3 separate regions of the Homo sapiens genome follow, and regions 2 and 3 are each linked to region 1. The links are chromatin contacts, found by Hi-C or POLR2A ChIA-PET in ENCODE. All regions are on one chromosome and are shown on one strand. Each heading gives the region's core, a stretch centred on a gene start or an enhancer-like site at or near the end of the contact. The rest is flanking DNA. Distances are from core to core; before and after follow the strand shown.

The links. A loop is a pair of places that touch in the nucleus more often than their neighbours do. ChIA-PET counts read pairs that join two places held with the same protein, here RNA polymerase II (POLR2A). Pooled maps may share reads with other maps.
Region 2: a map of MCF 10A shows a loop between it and region 1 (20-fold over the local background). The contact joins two enhancer-like sites. A Hi-C loop is called at or near these places in 1 of 168 maps with a recorded cell type or tissue (MCF 10A) and 2 of 50 pooled maps. POLR2A ChIA-PET finds 5 or more read pairs at or near these places in 2 of 52 experiments (BJ and HepG2).
Region 3: a map of endothelial cell of umbilical vein shows a loop between it and region 1 (2.9-fold over the local background). The contact joins two enhancer-like sites. A Hi-C loop is called at or near these places in 1 of 168 maps with a recorded cell type or tissue (endothelial cell of umbilical vein) and 11 of 50 pooled maps. POLR2A ChIA-PET finds 5 or more read pairs at or near these places in 4 of 52 experiments (BJ, Panc1, activated naive CD4-positive, alpha-beta T cell and 1 more).

The regions. Positions count from the first base shown.
Region 1 is chr7:131,038,897-131,042,390 of GRCh38, forward strand. The region is part of intron 3 of LINC-PINT (long intergenic non-protein coding RNA, p53 induced transcript); the gene reads right to left. Among named protein-coding and RNA genes, the nearest start is that of LINC-PINT, 69 kb to the right of the region's middle. Within about 2 kb of position 1,720, at least 14 of the 41 ENCODE cell types and tissues checked have a DNase peak (open chromatin) inside an H3K27ac peak, as active enhancers do.
Region 2 is chr7:130,792,899-130,796,392 of GRCh38, forward strand. All of the region lies in intron 3 of LOC105375508 (a long non-coding RNA gene), which reads left to right. All of the region lies in intron 2 of LOC105375509 (a long non-coding RNA gene), which reads right to left. Among named protein-coding and RNA genes, the nearest start is that of KLF14, 60 kb to the left of the region's middle. Within about 2 kb of position 1,598, at least 2 of the 41 ENCODE cell types and tissues checked have a DNase peak (open chromatin) inside an H3K27ac peak, as active enhancers do.
Region 3 is chr7:130,837,281-130,840,774 of GRCh38, forward strand. All of the region lies in intron 3 of LOC105375508 (a long non-coding RNA gene), which reads left to right. It also overlaps the pseudogene LOC100133252. Among named protein-coding and RNA genes, the nearest start is that of MIR29A, 38 kb to the right of the region's middle. Within about 2 kb of position 1,556, at least 4 of the 41 ENCODE cell types and tissues checked have a DNase peak (open chromatin) inside an H3K27ac peak, as active enhancers do.

The sequences.
Region 1 (3,494 bases), core at 470-2,969:
AAAACATGTACCATAATACAATTTATGTTGTGAAACAGTATTATTTATGTTTGGGAATGCGTGTGTATTTTGTAAAACTGTAAAAGCATGCACCAGAATGACGAACACCAAATTCAAGAGAGAAGTTACTTCTGGAAGGTAGAAAGGAGGACAGGCTTGTGGAAGCACACACATAATGTTTTAATAACTACATTACATTTTCATTCTTATACTGGATACTGTATACATATATACTGGTTAGAGTATTCCTTATGCTTTCTTTGTATATCCGAAATTCCATGACTTTTTAAAGTAACCTAAAAGGAACAGCTTGCCACTGTATCAACCATTCTTCACTTTTTTTCTGCTGCAATAAACAAATGGATGACATTCATGTGGCCAACAGAGAATAATGGGTGTTCCCACATTTTGAAACAAGAACAAATTTCCTGTTGGAAATAAAAAAAAAAATAGGGCTACAGAGCTCTTTTTGCTTTTTTTTTTAAAGTGGCAATCTTGAGAAGTATTTACAAGTTTGTAATTCTATACCATGCACTAGCAATGATCACTTTAAACAGGCTACTACACAGATAATATAAAACTATGCATAATTTCTACAGTAATTCCACTTCCCTTTCTTCTGCTCAAGAAATTACTGGATTTCAAGTGACCGAAATTATAGTGATAACTTTGACTTTGTCAAGTTTCACACATCGTGGGGCCAAGATTTGAGCCAGGGCAGTCTGACTCTGAATTTGAACAGTGTTTAATTGCCAGGAACAAACCACAGGGAAAACTTCTAAACAGAAGAATACAGAGCAAAAGGAAATGCCTAGGATTGTTCTTTCTAAATTCTCAACATTTCCCAATACAAAAAGTATTATGGTATAATTACAGTTCTATAAAACAATGTGCTCTATGTATAATAAAAATACCAGCAAAATAAAGAGATTACCTGAAAATTGTAAATCGAAGGACACATTCACATAACTGAGATACAACTGGATTTTTCCCTAAATTTGTTAGATAATTCCACAATTGCCAATTTCGCTCTGTTTGTTGAGATCTGATCTTGGTTTCAAATTTTAAAATTTCACTGTATAATAAAATGAGTTCCATGTCCCTAGGGTTGGGCCACGGAAACAATGTTCTTCTCTGTTCCCACCCAATGTGAGCTATGTATGACAGCAACACATCACATAAAAGGATCTAGAAGCTCAAAATAAAAGGGGAAAAAAAAGTATGTGGGAGGGGAGCAGGATGAAAAGATTAAAATATTTTCTAACTCACTAATTTGAAGCAAACAGGTTTTGTACATATCCAAGGCACTGAGCACAAACAATCCAATTTCAACTGATGTTAATTATTCAGGACTACTACTAAGAAACTAAATTTTAAGTTCTATATTTGTTTAATATAAAAAATTTATAATACAGTTACAAAGGAGGAGAAAAACAAAACAAATATATCAACATGGTCAGACATTGACAATAAAAGATTGTTGACTGGGAATGAAATATGTAACACTCTGTCAACAAAGCTTTTCATACCTTAAAGGAATTTTATACGTAATCCCTTCCTCTTAACCCATTATGTGTTTCGAGTTCCTCTTTCTCCTGACACTGTCAAAAAATCTTTTTCTTTAACGTTTTCCCAGTAATCCAGTTATTCCTAAATTTTCAGCGACATTTTAGAAAGAAATCCAAACCTCAGCTCAGGTTAACATCTATACAGGCACTCCCTCTTGTGGTACAAAGGGAAACTGCCTGTTTACTCCAGCGCTCAAGCCCAAGAAGTCCTTTGAGTTTTAGCGCACTGAAGCAGGTTCTTTATTGTCTTCATTTTATAGACCAGGAAACAGCACAACTGAGGTCCAGCAACTTACTTCCTCGAGGCATAACAACCAGAGAACTGAGATTCAGCTCAGATGTCTGATATCCCTATCCCAAGGCCATGCACTTTGCACCATACCTCATGATCTACAACATCTATTCACCCTGTTCTTTTTGTTACCAAATTTCCAAGAATACCTGTAAAGCAGGTAGTGTAGTGACCACATATTACTGAAAGATGCATTTAATGCAATAAGAAGAATCTAATTTTAAACTTCTACTGTTTTGATGTAGTTTCAAAGCAGCTGCTTAGCTTGTATTTTCAGTTTAATATATTCGTGATCATTAACAAAACAGCGAAGTGAATAATGGGCATAAATTTTCCTAAGAAGAATCATTTTCCATACTTATTTTTCAATATTATCAAAAAGTATGTAATTTTGTGGGTTTTTTTGTTTTTTTTTTTTTTGAAACAGAATCTTGCTCTGTTGCCCAGGCTCGAGTGCAATGGTGCAATCTCGGCTCACTACAACCTCCGCCTCCCAGGTTCAGGCTATTCTCCTGCCTCAGCCTCCCGAGTAGCTGACATTACAGGCGCACACCACCATACCCACCTAATTTTTGTGTTTTTAGTAGAGACAGGGTTTCACCACATTGGCCAGGCTGGTCTAGAACTCCTGACCTCAGGTGATCCCCCCGCCTTGGCCTCTCAAAATGCTGGGATTACAGGCGTAAGCCACCGCGCCCAGCCGTAAACAGAATTTTATTTTGTGTGTTATGGACCCACTTGTAACCAAAAGCGCTTCTTTGAAGGACAAGACAAATAATTAGAATTTCCAAAATAATAAACTGTCATCCTTATTTACATGTTAATGTCAATGGATCTGAATAAAAGAATTTATGCGGCCGGGTGCGGTGGCTCATTCCTGTAATCCCAGCACTTAGGGAGGCCAAGGTGGGTGGATCACCTGAGGTCAGGAGTTCGACACCAGCCTGGTCAACATGTGAAACCCCGTCTCTACTAAAAATACCAAAATTAGCCGAGTGTGGTGGCGCATGCCTGTAATCCCAGCTACTCAGGAGGCTAAGGCAGGAGAATCGCTTGAACCCAGGAGGCGGAGGTTGCAGTGAGCCTTGATCGTGCCACTGCACTCCAGCCTGGACGACAAACTGAGACTCAGTCTCAAAAAAAAAAAAGAAAAAGAAAAAGAATTTATGCTTTGTGTTAATGGCATGTCATAAAATTTCAAAACCTGCTGATTCCCAAACACCTATTTTATTTATCTTCATCATGAATTTATATGATGAAAAGTACCTCCTTTACAGGTTTTAAAAGTTAAATGAGCTATACAAGTCAAGGACTGGTTAGTCTTTTATAAAGTTCACCTTTTTCATCTTCCTTTTACCAGAGAAATATAAAGATGTACTCCCATAAATGGTAAAAATACAGAGGGAAGAAGGCAAGACAGCAAGTAGAAAAAATAATTATCAAAAGCACTACTGAATTCTTCAATGTGACAGGTTTTCACCTGCAAGAATTTTTCCACTCTGGAAATGCCCCGAAGTGTCCCACAGTGATTCCACCTGTACAAGTGAGACTACAGCCCATGATGCTGCCCAACCACAGTTGGCCAAGACCTCCCTAGCTGCCCCTTTCTGCCTGATGTGCCACGTGTGTCCCCC
Region 2 (3,494 bases), core at 348-2,847, 250 kb before region 1:
TTTGTTTGGTGGTGCTTAATGACTTCCTTCCTTCCATTTTCTCTGCACTGTCTTTTTCAAATACTCTTGTCAGATTGGACCTTCCTAACTCGCTTCAACGACCCTTGCTTGTTTTCCTCTCATAATATTCCAGCCCAGATTTCGTTTTCTTTTTTTTGCATAAAACTCATATCCTCCATAATGTTTAGAATTTCTTTTTTTCTTTCTTTTCTTCTCTTTTTTTTTTTTTTTTTTGAGATGGAGTCTCGCTCTGTTGCCCAGGCTGGAGTGCAGTGGCACGGTCTTGGCTCACCACAATCTCCACCTCCTGGGTTAAAGTGATTCTCCTGCCTCAGCCTTCCGAGTAGCTGGGATTACAGGTGCACCCCACCACACCTGGCTAATTTTTGTATTTTTTGTAGAGATGGGGTTTCACCATGATGGCCAGGGTGATCTTGAATTCCTGACTTCAGGTGATCTGCCCGCCTCGGCCTCCCAAAGTGCTGGGATCACAGGTGTGAGCCACCACACCTGCCTGTTTAGAATTTCTTGACTGCATTTTTCAGGTCTTATACTAATTTTTTTTTTCCATGTGGACAATCCCATTTTTGTTGATTGTTGTTGTTCTCTTTGTTGTTCTGTGATGTTTCTTTTTTATGGGATCCCGTTTTTGTTTTGTGGATTAAATATTCCCTAAATCTCCCTGAAGATGCTGCATGTTCTTTTCCAGTTCTAAACTGTTCACTTAATTATTTGTTTCCTCTGGAGACATTTTTTCTGTTAATTCTGGTCTTTTTCTTCCATGTTGTGTATTTGCTTCCAAGCTGGTGATCCTTGCCTGGTTTTCCATTTTGTCCTGAAAATTTCCTTTCCAGCAGTCTTTTTCTAAAAGTAAAAGCTCTTAACATCTATCTGCATTGATACCTGAGAACATCTGTATGAGTTGTTCACCCTTAAAGTACACTGTTCTTTCACTACTGATGATGACGTATTGAATAACTCTGGAATCCTCTCACCAAAGGAGGACCTTCTTTAGCTCTTGTAAATAACCTTAGATGATACATCTGCACATCTGAGCATAGCCTGTGTTCTGCTGCAGTTTTCCGTATGGGAGAGGAGTGGTTTATCTCACACTAATGGTCAATATTTAAAGGCTCTCTTTGGGTCCATCTGGTGGAGGGACCTGCCCTGCAGCAGCATCCATCCAGACCCTGCCATCCTGCTCTTTTTGGTAGTTTCTGGTTGTTCTGTTAGTTTCTGAAAAGCACACATGGCCTATTTGTATCCTGGACAATAGTTCCTTCCTTCTGCTCCAAATAGGTTGATTCGTTAGGAGTTCAGGTAAGATGACCTTTATGGGCTAAAGATAAGATATGTGTAAATCCAAAGTTCCATTGAGGGACAGTTCTACCCAGGGTGACAGGAGCTATAACATAGTGACGTTGCAACCCTGTCTTAATGGTGACATGAGTTGTTCTGTAGCCCATCCTACATCTCTGTATTCTAATCTCCTTTAAGATCAGCGATTATATTTTTAGTAGAGCTTGGTTTAGGGGGAAGAAAGATGAAAGAAAACAGAGGGTGAATAAAAGCCCTTTGTGAGAGACACCAGCACAATTATACTGTTACCGGTGGAGGGCGTCCAGGCTCTTGGCGTCTTGAACAAAGAATTGGACAAAACGCACAAACAAAGCAAGGAAGGAATGAAGAGATTTATTGAAAATGAAAGTACACTCCACAGTGTGGGAGCGGGCCCGAGCCTAGGGGCTCAAGGGCCCTGGTACAGAAGTTTGGGGAGTTTAAATACCCTCTGGAGGATTCTGTTGGTTACATTAGGTATGTAGTATGTAAATAGAGGATGAAGTAAAGTTACAAAGTTATTTATTTGGTGTACTCCCTATGGAGAGGATATTTCCTGTCATAGCTGAAGTGTGAATCCGCCTTACATTCCCTGCCTCCAGACCCTATTTTCCTGCCTCAGTGCTAGCAGTTTACACTTGGCTAATTGGTATTTCTTTATCATGGGTAATTGTAAATTTCAATTCCCCTTACCTGGATTATTAGATTCAGACAAATGTGTTTGTAGCTTAAAGGCTTAGGAAGCATGAGCCTTCAATTTCTCTGTAACAGAATGCATTATTTACAATAAAAATGTAGAGGAGCTCATAATCCTGGTTTCAGCTTTAAAACAGAAAAAGGTCTAAAATCATTAAGAATCCTAATTTGGCAAATGAAAGTGGATGAATGCCATGGTTTTAGATTTGGGAGGCTGAGAGTTTAGTTGAGAAACTCTCCAGGCTTTCATGATGCAAATCTCCCTGTTGGAGTAAAAAGATAAAGAAAATTCTAAGTCGTGGTATTAACACTTGTATAACCAGTTACGATGTAGGTGTATGCATCTGTTTTGTAACGATTGTGTTGTTCAGACTTATTCCTAAAGGGCTTTAAAACAGTTACAAGAATCTGACATATTGGACATGTAAAAAATTTAAGCTACTATCCATGTTTTAAATGTCTGGGAAACTCTCATTTTTTAATATCCATTTATTTTTTATTTACTGCTAAGTAAATACATATGTAGATAAATTTAAAATGTTTACAGCATAACGCATTGGACCGTGCAGGATACTAACATGGATATTAGATAAAGTGCTAATAATGAAGTGTGTTCCTCAGATAGAAACATCTCGCCCTCCCCTGGTAACTGCATATTCTGCTTTCAAAGTTCTCTCTGATTACAAAAATCTTTCAAATTCTTTTGATCTAAGAAAAAGAGGAAACCCCATAGAGGGGGAACAAGCCCAGTGCCAGGGTGATCAATTTTGCCTCATTTTTATATAATCCTTTTTGTGGTCATATTTCTCTCCCACCTTAAATCCATTATTCTTCTCCCCATCCCCTCAGATGGCCATTTCTTCAGTATGGTTGGAACACTCCCTAGAATAGCAGAATGGAGAGTGTCCAAAACAACTTTTACTATTTGTGCTAGACCTTCACCAAACAGTAATATGAATTTACTCTTAATAAATTTGTTGCCTCTTTATATTATCTCTCTTTATAAAAGTTAAAACAACAAAATAACAAAACCAAAAACCCAAACATTCTAGGTAGGAAAAAAAAAGAGATGAGAAATTAAGTTCTATTTTGAACTCAGAAAGGTCCTGTGTTCTCAAAGTGAGATAAAATTTGGATGAAAGAGGACATGTGGACTTCCACATTAGTAATAATAATGAAAATTATGATGAATGTGTTTGGATGTTTGCTCTGTGCAAGCTGTATTTTGGATCTTAGTCTAGCCAGGTGGGGACCATTATGGTTCACATTTTGCAGATTGGGAAACAAACTTACAGAGGAGATTTGTGGTTGCTCATACTTACCCAGACATAGACCCACTGGTCAGGTATACAGAAAGTAATCTATTATTATTATTATTATTATTATAATACTTTAAGTTCTGGGGTACATGTGCAGAACGTGCAGGTTTGTTACATAGGTATACCCGTGCCATGGTAGTT
Region 3 (3,494 bases), core at 306-2,805, 200 kb before region 1:
AGACAGGGTTTTGCCATGGTGGTCAGGCTGGTCTTGAACTCCTGGGCTCAAGTGATCCGCCCACCTTGGCTTCCCAAAGTGTTGGGATTACAGGCGTGAACCACTGCTCTGGGGCCTCCATCACACTTCTTATATTATTCTGTTTATACAATGTTTTTCTACATGAGAGATAAATTCTATGTAACCATCATCCAGGTTAATAAATAAAATAATTCCAAGGTCTTAGAAGCCTCTCCTTAATGTGCCCTTCCCTCTGTCAAGGAGCTCACCACCATCCTAACTTTGGGGTTAATAAGAGCAATGCTTTTAGTTACAGTTTTACCACCAAAGCATGTATTTTTTTGTTCAGTTTGAGCTATTTTGGACTTATATAAGTGTCAGTATTTTAATTTGTTTCTTTGAATGAATGCAGTGTTTATAAGGTTTATCTATATAGATGAATGTAGCTATTTTTTAATGTATCTATTTTGCCAGGCATGCACCTGTAATCCCAGCTACTCAGGAGACTGAGGCGGGAGGATTGCTTGAGCCCAGGAGTTCAAGACCAGCCTAGGCAATATAGTGAGACCCACTCAATCAAGTAATCAGTCAGTTATTTTTGATAAATAATACATGTATCAATGTTAATGTTAAGGTATATTTGTGTTGTTTTCAGTTTTAGGCTTTTGGAAACAATGCTTCTGTAAATATCCTAGTACCTGTCTCATGGGTGTGAAGTTGCTGAATCGTAGGATGCATGCATGTTCGTCTCTGCTAGATCATGTGACATTGTTTTCAAAAATGATTTAAAATGCGCTCCCAACACTGTGAGTTCCAGCTGCTCCATATGTTTACCAGTGCTTGGTATTGTTGTACATTTTTTTTTTGTTTTGAGACGGAGTCTTGCTCTGTCGCCCAGGCTGGAGTGTAGTGGCGCGATCTCAGCTCACTGCAAGCTCCACCTCCCGGGTTCACGCCATTCTCCTGCCTCAACCTCCCGAGTAGCTGGGACTACAGGCATCTGCCAACTCGCCCAGCTAATTTTTTTTTTTTTGTATTTTTAGTAGAGACAGGGTTTCACCGTGTTAGCCAGGATGGTCTCAATCTCCTGACCTCGTGATCTGCCCACCTCGGCCTCCCAAAATGCTGGGATTACAGGCGTGAGCCACTGCGCCCGGCCTGTTGTACTTTTTAATTTTTGCCAATCTGGTGGGTGTATGATGGTCTCATTTTGTTGTTGCTTTGATAACTAATGAAGTTGACCACCTTTACATATGTTTTTTGTTTATTTCTTTAGTTAGGGTATTCAGTTTATACTTACTGCCCCAGCATAATTATTAAAATGGTCCCCCTTTCATTCTCTAACATGTCTTGGTTTGGACAACACATTGTACGGCACCCTAACCTTAGTGGGGTCCCTCCGCTAACATGGAAATTTCCTTCTTGCTCGTTAGTGTTTAGGATGATGTGGTCTGGCATCTCTGAGGAAAGAAAAAAAAATGGGATAAATACAGAAGATTGAGTAAAAACCAGATGAGAGGGAAACCAAACTCATTAACTGGGATTACTCAGTCTGACTCAGGATGACCATTTCCAAAATAATGTGTGATGGAGCTTTCAAATGGGTACAAAGCAGATGAGTTTGAGCAACATAATCCAGCAGTAAAAGTGAAAGAATTTGTTTACCCATTTCTCAGAAATGACTCAAGGCACGATCATTATTTGAAAGCTGGTCACAGTGTCTGCTGCAACCACTCACTCCCCTTTCAGTCTGTAACAAATCTCTTAAAAGCTGACATGTGAAACCAATAGTATGTTTCTTACCTTGAGATCATCTTGTGAAGTTTCTTACTCTATTTTTTAAAATGTGTTTGTTAGATTTTATTTTCTAAGTAATATTGATTAAAAATATTTATACACCTACTTTTAAGTCCACAGTTTAGCACTCTTATTTGTATGGCTTTAAAAGTTATAGCACAGGGTCTTTACATTAAGGACTGGGGGAAAAGATTCCATTCAAAACAAAGCCTGATAATTATAGACATGTTTTTCTCTGTACTTTATTTTAAATACATTAATTTTTAAACAATGCTCATCTTTTTTTTTATCTGGTGGTAAAATACTAGTGCAACTTTTCATCAAAAGAAAGTTGACCACAGATGTAAATGAATTTTCCCAATTGAAAATTGCCCTTCAGCTGCCACTAAATAAAATTTCTCAACCTAACTTAAGTGAAAAGAACTGGTGGTTGTCATTATAAGTAAAAATATAAAGTATCATAGCATTGTCTACATTGCTCCTTACAATACAAACTTTGAAAGAACCAGAGATGCTTTATAGGAGTTTAGTCGGTTTTGAAAAGGCACGTGTGTGTGTGTGTTTTAATATTCTAAAAATTTTCCCACCACCACTCTTTGTGTTGCAGAGACAGCATCGGTGACTACAGGGCTAGACAAGAACATTTGTTCAGACTAAAGAAAGCCAGAAGCCAAAATTCAGCTGCACAGTAACAATGTACTTTTCATCATGCAGCCTTGTGTTTCCTATATATTTGATTTTCTACTATGCATTAGAATACATAAACTTGTATTCTAATGATTTAAGTTTGATTTCACAATATGGAAAAAATTTGAGGAAGAACATGACCTGGGAAAGAGAAAAGGGAGAACTTTTACCACAATGAACATAGATACATTCGTACCCCACTATATGATAAGAATATAATCCATTTAAGTTACAGAAAAGATCTCTTCAGTTATGGGAAAGATCCCTCTGCTGTGGCATTAAGTTTGGGGAGGGGAATTGACTTGTTCCAACAGAAACAGAAACAACAGGAAATAGCTTAACTTTGGTCCACTTGTCTGTTAGCTGAACGACAGTCATACTGCCTATAATCGGTTCAGAAACCCAACAATTATATTTTAAAATATATTCATGTGTAATTTCATTCTAAAACTGGCATAGCTGTTCTGCCCTCATTCTCTGCCTTTTCAGCTTCAGAATGTGCTGTCAGCACGGTCTCTAATCCTCAGCATCTTCGTGATCTTCCCTGGCAGCCTCAGCATCTGCTTGGCTAGGCTCTGTCTTCTCTTGGGTCATGATTTCTGGGGTCATGTGGACGAAGCCTGCTTCTGGAAGTTCACTTTGTACTTCCACTGGCATCTGATTTTCCCGTTCCACATGCGGCTCCTCTCCGTGTACTTCAGTACCTTCTTCAGGCTGAATTCAGCCCACTGCTAGGTAACTCACTTGGACCTGCTCTGGAAGCTCACTCCTGTGTGTCGGGCACCTGGCTATCCCTGCGTGGTTCTGGGTGGACGTGTTCCACGATCGCTTGTGCTGAATCCACCTGGACCTGAAACAGTGGGAGCACGTGTACCTCCCAGCTTGTTCTATAATATCATTGATGTCACAGGTTCAGCTTGTACCTGTGTTTCTGCTGAAAGAACTTCTCCCATTACTAGACGCTTTGATATATTGTATCACTGAGATGCCTCCTTAATTCATTTCCTTGC